Linked DNA regions of Homo sapiens: region 2 is linked to region 1. Evidence: chromatin contacts called from ENCODE Hi-C data. All regions are on one chromosome and are shown on one strand. Each heading gives the region's core, a stretch centred on a gene start or an enhancer-like site at or near the end of the contact. The rest is flanking DNA. Distances are from core to core; before and after follow the strand shown. Region 1 holds the start of LRRC27 (leucine rich repeat containing 27). Region 2 overlaps INPP5A (inositol polyphosphate-5-phosphatase A).

Region 1 (3,992 bases), core at 1,295-3,794:
CCTGTGTAACAGGAGCCAGGACAAGGCAGGTCCCTGTGACCAGTGCCTCACCCTAGATGTCAGCATGAAGGAAAGAAAGAGCAAGACCAGCGCTGCCGTGACAGCAAAGACAATGCAAATGTAGAGTTTATAACTTAAGCAGCCACTAAAAATCTAAATATGTAGCTCTTGTAGAAGCACTCAAAAATGTCAATCTGGCCAGGTGCGGTGGCTTACACCTGTAATTCCAGCACTTTGGGAAGCTGAGACAGGCAGATCACCTGATCTCAGGCATTCAAGATCAGCCTGGGCAACATGGTGAAACCCCATCTCTACTAAAAATACAAAAAGAAAGTCAATCAATATCATAACTATGTTCCAGACACTGAACTTTCACATTATTCATTTTCACAATAAATGATGTGAAAACATGATCATTCCGACATTCCAGATTAAACCAAATGAGGTTTAAGGAAATTCTGTGAGTCCCAGCAGGGACAAGTGCTGCAGGGGGAACCCTCAACTGTCTAACATCAAACCTGTGCCCTCACAGAAGCTTTCTCTAGAAATCACATGGACAAGACAGCATCTACTGCGGACTGACCCGGAGAAGGGCCGGGCACAAAGTAAAACCAGTGTGTAACATGAGCAAAATCATGGGTGAGAACAAAGTTTTTAACTGCTCATGTTGCCTGATTTTCTTTAAGGTTTTGTGTTTTAATTAAGAGACCAAGCGTGTTTGGCAGTAGTTTCTACCACAGGTTTTGAGAGATGAACTGCAAGGAAGAGAACAGACACCTTCATCTAAATAGATGTACTATTTCCATTGGTTGGTCCCCATCATGAATTTCCCATTTTGTTGTGATTGGCGTATGAAACTATGAGTTAACCTTTCCTCTATTTAATTTTAGAATTCATCAATTCCAAAGAGAAAGAAGCCTACAAATAAAGCCCAGGGGTACATTCCCATTTCTGTCTATAGGGGACCTGTGGGCACACAGCCTGAGGAGCAGCCCCACTTACTTGAAGGCTGGGGATTCTAAAGACCTCCTCCAAACGGCACAGACCACTTTCACTCAAGTCTAAAATCGGTGAGGAGGAAAAGATGATGCCTCCAACACCCTTGTGAACATCTTTGGAGGGGGTGGCAGGCAAGCTCCTAGTCTGACCAGCACCCTCCTCCAGATCAGCAGCAGCCACAGAGGGAACTTCGTAGGAGCTGCTTCCCTCCATCCGTTCTCTTCCAGGGACAGCAGCTCATCCTCCTTGGTCTGGAGTCACCTGGAGACACGGGAAAGGGAAACGTAGAAGCAACTAATTATACCGAGGCAAAACAGAATAGCTGTGTGGCAGATCTACTGTAATGTAACTTGCTTTAAAAGCTATCATTTTTCCTAAGCAGTAGCAAAAATTTGACTTTTAAACATGTAAAAAAAAAAAAAAGGAATACAAAGAGGTTCAGATTAAAATTCTCTGCTCTCACTTTGTACAATGGAGTTCCAAGATTTAACTCCTGGAAAACGCAAAGGCGCACAATAGTAATGATCATTTTAGGGATGTAAACAGATCGGAACATTTCAAAGCCTGTAAATCAACTGCAACGCTTCCATGAAATGACTAGGGGCGGGTGGAAATTTGCACTGTTTCTTACCTCTGGTGTGGTTCTGTGCCATTTGAACTATGTTTTTAGTTTCTTGAGGCCAGGAAGCCTGTCTTTTGTTTACCATTTTGACCCAGTGACCAGAACTAAGTCTGGCTTACACCCAGTTAAGCACCGGGGAAAAACCTGTTAAATTAATCTCGAATTTTCGTTGTCCAGCAACACTTTTACTCAGAAGTATTGTTCACCAAAATCTCATTCAGCGAGGCACACTTCCACTTGCAATTTCCAAACAATTTATTCGGCAATAAGAATCAACGTTGGAATGCATCAGTTCACCTAATTCAAGTCACTCAACAGCCCAATGATTGGCATATGAGGCGCAGATCAGTTAGGGAACTGTTCCAGGGGCGCAGTTAATTGGGGGGTAGAGGCGACACCGGGACCCAGCAGGGTTCAACCCCAGGCAGCCTGCATTCCATGGAAGCCCGCGGGCTTTTTCACGGTCAGTTCACTTGTTTTCTCCGAATCACGGAACTTAAAACAGAGGAGGGGAGGCTTCAAACCTCAGAACAGGGAAAGTATCTTAAAACCAGAAGTGAAACAACAGCCTGGACTCACACAGGGCCCAGGCAGCGCAGGCTCCGTGGGGTTTCCGAGGCTGCCTTCAAGGGATCCCCACGCACGCCCACCCCCGCTCCCTGCCTCGATTTCCCCATCCGGGCGAGGCTGAGTTGGGTCCGACGCTCTGGGCCTCACATTCCAGGCCTCAGAAGGGCAGCCTTTGCGGTCAGCATCGCGGCTGGAGCTAGGCGACAGGGCACGACGGGCCGAGGCACCACCTTCCTGCCGCCGCCCGCCTCGAGGGCTCAGCGAGCTGGCCGTACCCGCCCCGTCTCACCTGCCGCGTCCCCGCCCACTGAAGCGCTGGCGAGCCCCGCCGCTGAGAGCAGCAGCCCGACAATGGAGGCCACCCAGCCAACGCGGTCGCCATGGAGACGCCGGTACGGAATCCCGCAGGCGCCACGCTGAGCGCGAGTGTGTCTGTGATGCGCCTGCGCGAGGGGTGTGGTGCGCCTGCGCGCGGGGGTGTGCGTGTTGTGGGGGTTTGTGCCTGCGTGCGGGGGCGGGGTGTGGGTGCCCCTGCGCGGCAGGGGGTCGGGTGTGGTGCGCCTGCCCGGGAGGGGGCGGGGTGTGGTGCGCCTGCGCTGGGGCGGGGGGTTGCGCTTGCGGTGGGGGGGTTGTGGTGCGCCTGCGCGGGGGTGGCAGGGGGTGGTGCGCCTGCGCACGCACGCGGCCAACGGTAGCATCCGTTTTTCCGCGCCCGCGGCCTTGAAGGGGTGGTGGTCGACGGGCAAGTAGAGACCGCGAGGGTCTGGAGGGGCGACCGGCCTGGCACAGAGGGGAAGGAAGAGAGCGGGATGCTAAGTGCCGTCTGGGGAGCCGGAGGGCCCGGGGCGGGCGGGGCTGCTCGAGGACAGCCGAGCAGAAAAGAATTGCTGCTGAGGCACCACCTTTGGAGCGGTCCTCGCTGCCTGTCCTTCCCGCTGGGCTCACTCCCCGCGTCTCTCCTGGGGCTTCCTGGAGCCACTTCCCACAGGAGCTGCTTGTCCCCAAATCTTGCCTCAGGACTTGCTGCCAGGGGAACGCAGACTCAGAGCGTCCTCTTTGGAGAAGTAAGGCTGCCTCTGGACGGAGGAGTGAGGGGGGCGAGGAAACGCAGTGAGTGTCCTGAGGAAGGGTTTTGAGAATTTGGAAGAAGATGAAATGACACCGGGCGGGAGGGGAGGTGCTCGCGTGGTCCTGTGGAACCCTGGAGTCCCGTGCACCTTCATTCCAGGATCCAACTGATAATGAAAAGTAGCACCCTCTGTCCCACCCAGAAACACTCTGGAAACCCGGACAGTTTAGCTGGAGTCTGCCATGATTTCACTTTTTTTTTTTTTTTTTTTTTTTTGAGGTGGAGTCTTGCTTTGTCTCCCAGGCTGGAGTGCAGTAGCGCGATCTCGGCCCACTGCGACCTCCGCCTCCCAGGTTCAAGCAATTCTCCTGCCTCAGCCTCCCCAGTAGCTGGGACTACAGGCGCGCGCCACCACGTCCAGCTAATTTTTGTATTTTTAGTAGAGACGGGGTTTCATCATGTTGGCCAGGCTGGTCTCGATCTCCTGACCTCATGATCCGCCCCCCTCGGCCTCCCAAAGTGCTGGGATTACAGGCATGAGCCACCGTGCCCGGCCTGATTCCACTTTTTAAAGGAAACGACATAATTATGTGGAGAAACGACTATCCACTTTGAGGGGATTTACGTTTTATTTTTGTGAAGAGATCACAGTAAGAAATGTTTTTTAGGCCGGACACGATGGCTCACGCCTGTAACCCTAGCACTTTGGGAGGCCAGGGTGGGAAGATCGCT
Region 2 (3,838 bases), core at 1,273-3,772, 300 kb before region 1:
AATTATGAGACAACTGAGAACATCTAAATCCTAACTGGATATTGAATAGGTTGGAATTACTGATCATCTTTTTAGATATAAAGCTACTGTGTAGGGTCTGTATTCTTTGAAATACCTACTGAAATAGTCACGAATGAAGTGATGCACTGTCTGGTTTTTGCTTCAAATGCTCAGGGGTGGGAAGAGCAGGTGGAGGGGTCTGAAGCAGAACTGGCCACGAGCTTCACAGCTGAGCGTGGGTGCTGGGCACGGAAAGGATTCTCTCCATGTTTATATGGGCTTGAAATCGTCACAATAAGTTTGCTGAACGTGCTCACTGTTTAACTAACTCTGTAGGAACAAAACCAGAAACCCAAAAAACACATTCCCTCCAGCCAGCAACACCCAAGGCAGGAGCCCTGGAGCTGCGCAAAGCCACCCCCAGGGCCTTCGAGTGAGTGCCTCTGAACAATGGAAAAATCATGACCTTCTCTGAGGTCTGTGATCTTTCCTGGTCTCATAATGGCAAGGCCAGGGAGAAAAGAGGGAATCTCTGTTTCTTACCAACGTCCTGCTTGGGGATTCAGCTTGAAAACACTTCTGTTTGCCAGCTCTGGAGGAGGTGCGGTGCCCAGGCTCAGACAGTACGAACCCACTCCACGCTTGGGCACCTGCAGTGGCCTCACCAGAGCCGACAGACACGCACATCAGAGACTTCGTTTTAAAACAGATTTAGTCACTGCACAAGGCGAGAAACTCAAAATAGCTCATTTGAAGAGGATGGGTTTTCGTGACCTACTATTGGACATTTTTGGCTAACAGAAAAAAAAATATTTCCTCTGCAAGTGAGTGAAGCTGCAGAATGTACCGGGTAAATGTAAATGCTTCACTGATGAGCAATGACTCCCAACAGCCAGGATTCAAGCACCTCGCCCACTAAAGGGAGCCAGGCAGGGGCTGAGGTCCGGGAGCTCACTACTGAAGCTGATGGGTGGCTAGCACCACCACAAAAGGCAGCCAGGGACAGGGCACCTTTGTTGCAATGTCTTTACCTGACCAAGTAAGCCAGCACCCAGGAGCCCCTGCCCTGGGGACAGAGGCCTCCTCCATGGGGAAGGGAGACAGAACCAGCCCCCCAACTCCCCAGGCAGTGGTGTGCTCGAAAGCTCTCAATACTAGCTCTCCAGGCGAGGCCCTGGGACTGCCCTTCCGAGGTGTGAATGCCCCGCCATGGCCAACGCTAAGCCACCGATGTGGCATCACTGAACCTGGGGTAGGAGAGGTGCTCGGCAAGGCACCATCATTCACACATCAAATACTGTGTGAGTATTTCCCTCACCCAGACACAGAGCTAAATAGTCAAGATCATACGTAACAGTACAATAATTAGGAAGGGATGAGTGTGGGGCATTTATTGCCTTTGGTTTTAATATATTTACTTTATTACAGGTTTATATAATTTGATTTTTAATAATGGCTGCATTTCACACCTGGCTCCCAAGTTCCTGATCAATTCAGTCAGTGCCCATGACAATCTGGGCGGGGTGCAGTGGTGGTGGGTGGAAGTGTGGGCTTTCCAGGAAGCACACCGGGCACGGGCTCCTGCTGGACCCCTTCCTGGCGGGAATTCTGGGGCCTGGTTCCTGCCTCTCAGAGGATCCACTTCGGCACATGCCTTCCTGAGACGGTCGCTGTGAGGTGTCAACAATGCTGGCATCCAGGCTCAGCACAGGCTGGACAGAGTGAGGTGACACCAGCCAGACACAGCTACTCACACCACAGGCGTTGGCCCGTGCCAGAGAGATACAGCCACAGGGGACACAGGCGCCCTGGCATCCGGGAGGACAGGGACACACACAGAGCTCTAGGCAGCTGCAGAAAGCCAAGCAGCTCCCCAGGGCTGGCCTGGGAGCCTCTGCAGCCTGCACGATCCTGGACAAAGATCCCTTCAACAAAACATATTGCTGGACCGCAGAGGATGGACAGGAAAGGCCACGCCACAGTGTCGGACAGCACGCTTGGGTCAGGCCTGGCTGGAAACACACTGCTGCAAAGCACAGATGTGACCGAGTGTCCCCAGGTTACCAGGCAGGGCTGTGAAGAGACACAACCCCCATGGGGGTGCACATCTCCACCCACGAGTCTGAGCTTCTGCTCAGCACTTCACGCCCTGAGTGACAATGACACTGGCATGCGTGACCTTGGAACTATCGGGGAAGTCACGGCCCAAAGCTGTGCATTTTCTTCACCAAAATTCTACAGTGAAAAAGCAGGTGCTCCTACCTTAAAGGAAAAAAGGGCAGTCAATAAAACCACATGGGTTGTTTTATTATAGTGTCCTTGAACTGGATGCTTCATAGGAAGGCCCAGGAAAAATATCTTGGAAAGGCATGGCAAGAAAAAGCACGTTCACCAGCCAAACAAGCAGCACCCTGCTTCTGCCGCGGAGCGGGGCCCAGCACGAAGGGCCCCTGGTTCCCAGGAAACAGGCAGCACAGGCCTGCCCAGGCCACGTCCATCGGCACGGCCAAGACTCGGTGTTAAAAATAGCAACAGCCAGGCCCTGTCAGGCGTTCTCCAAAGAGGAGTATCGGAGTGACCTAAAAAGGAATTACATCCTGCACAGCACCCCAGTGGAAGCCCCATGCCAAGATAAGGCGCGCAGAGGGACACGGGAATTTCTTGATAGAAAAAGGCCACAGTTACTTGCCAACGACGCCTGGAAAACACCCTGTTTAAAATCCCCGCTGCCCACCCTTGCCCTGGGTGGGGGCTCTCCTCTCCAGGTCCCTTCGGGGCTGGGCTGGGCTGCAACGGGTGCTGGGACCCCAGAAAGAGGCCTGTTTGTGACCAACCAGACCCAGGTTCCCACAGGCCCCTGGTCAGACAGCCTCCTCAAGGCGCAGCCGATGGGACCGGCCAGGGCACACGGAGCAGCTGTGTGGGCAGGGGCCTGTTCTTCTCTCCGCCCTGCACACAGGACACCATGAGTTTCCATGACCTCACCGCAGGCAGCCTGGCCAGCCTGTGTGATCTGGAGCTGCCTTTCCTTGGCCCTGCGTGGGGCTGGGCCACCATGGGGAGGGGTGTGGGACCCAGCAGGCCCCACCCAAGCACAGCCTAGAGGTTTTTTGGGGAGACTGTGGGTTCTACCACACTGACCACATGCAGCAGCCTTCCCCCCAGAGATAGGGCAAGTGACTTAAGCAAATCTGCAGATGGAGCCAGAAGCTGCTGCCGGAGACGCCACGGGCAGAGGTGGAAACGCAGGGCTCTAACCCGAACAAAGTCCGGGCTTGGGCCATCGAAGCTCCCACAAATCAGCTCTAGTTTAAGAAGCACGTCCCCCGCCGCCCCCGCCGCCTCCCGGCCCCCACCACCGCACAGGGCAGGGCAAGGTTAAGTCCAGGGTCATGGCAGGTGCGACCGAGGCCCCACCCGCCCCCCACCCTCATGGACACTTTCACTTCACTGATGCCTTCCCCTCATGGATGTCTTCCCCTCATGGATGTCTTCCCCTCATGGATGTCTTCCCCTCATGGATGTCTTCCCCTCATGGACGTCTTCCCCTCATGGACGTCTTCCTCTCATGGATGTCTTCCCCTCATGGACATCTTTCCCTCATGAAAGCCTTTCCCTCATGGATGCCTTTTCCTCAAGGATGGCCTCTCTTCATGTATGCCTTTCCCTAGAGCTTGCCTTCCCCTCAAGGACACCCTCCCCTCATGGGCACCTTTCCCTTATGGACACCATCTCCTCATAGACATCTTTTCCTCAAGGACACCTCCCCTCAAGGACGTCTTTCCCTCATGGAGGCCTTTCCCTAGAGGACACCCTCCCCTCACAGACACATATCCCT

What was found. A loop is a pair of places that touch in the nucleus more often than their neighbours do. Pooled maps may share reads with other maps.
Region 2: a pooled map shows a loop between it and region 1 (3-fold over the local background). The contact joins the enhancer-like site here to the promoter of LRRC27 in region 1. A Hi-C loop is called at or near these places in 7 of 50 pooled maps.

What each region holds. Positions count from the first base shown.
Region 1 is chr10:132,330,745-132,334,736 of GRCh38, reverse strand. LRRC27 (leucine rich repeat containing 27) reads right to left here and starts at 2,544. Exons shown (of 11, transcript NM_030626.3): 1 at 2,481-2,544; 2 at 1,003-1,260. The coding sequence starts at 1,212. It also overlaps a transcript of STK32C not described here. RefSeq lists a silencer at 2,723-2,842 and an enhancer at 2,727-3,261.
Region 2 is chr10:132,630,300-132,634,137 of GRCh38, reverse strand. The region is part of intron 2 of INPP5A (inositol polyphosphate-5-phosphatase A); the gene reads right to left. Among named protein-coding and RNA genes, the nearest start is that of INPP5A, 94 kb to the right of the region's middle. RefSeq lists an enhancer at 830-3,838. Within about 2 kb of position 2,522, at least 25 of the 41 ENCODE cell types and tissues checked have a DNase peak (open chromatin) inside an H3K27ac peak, as active enhancers do.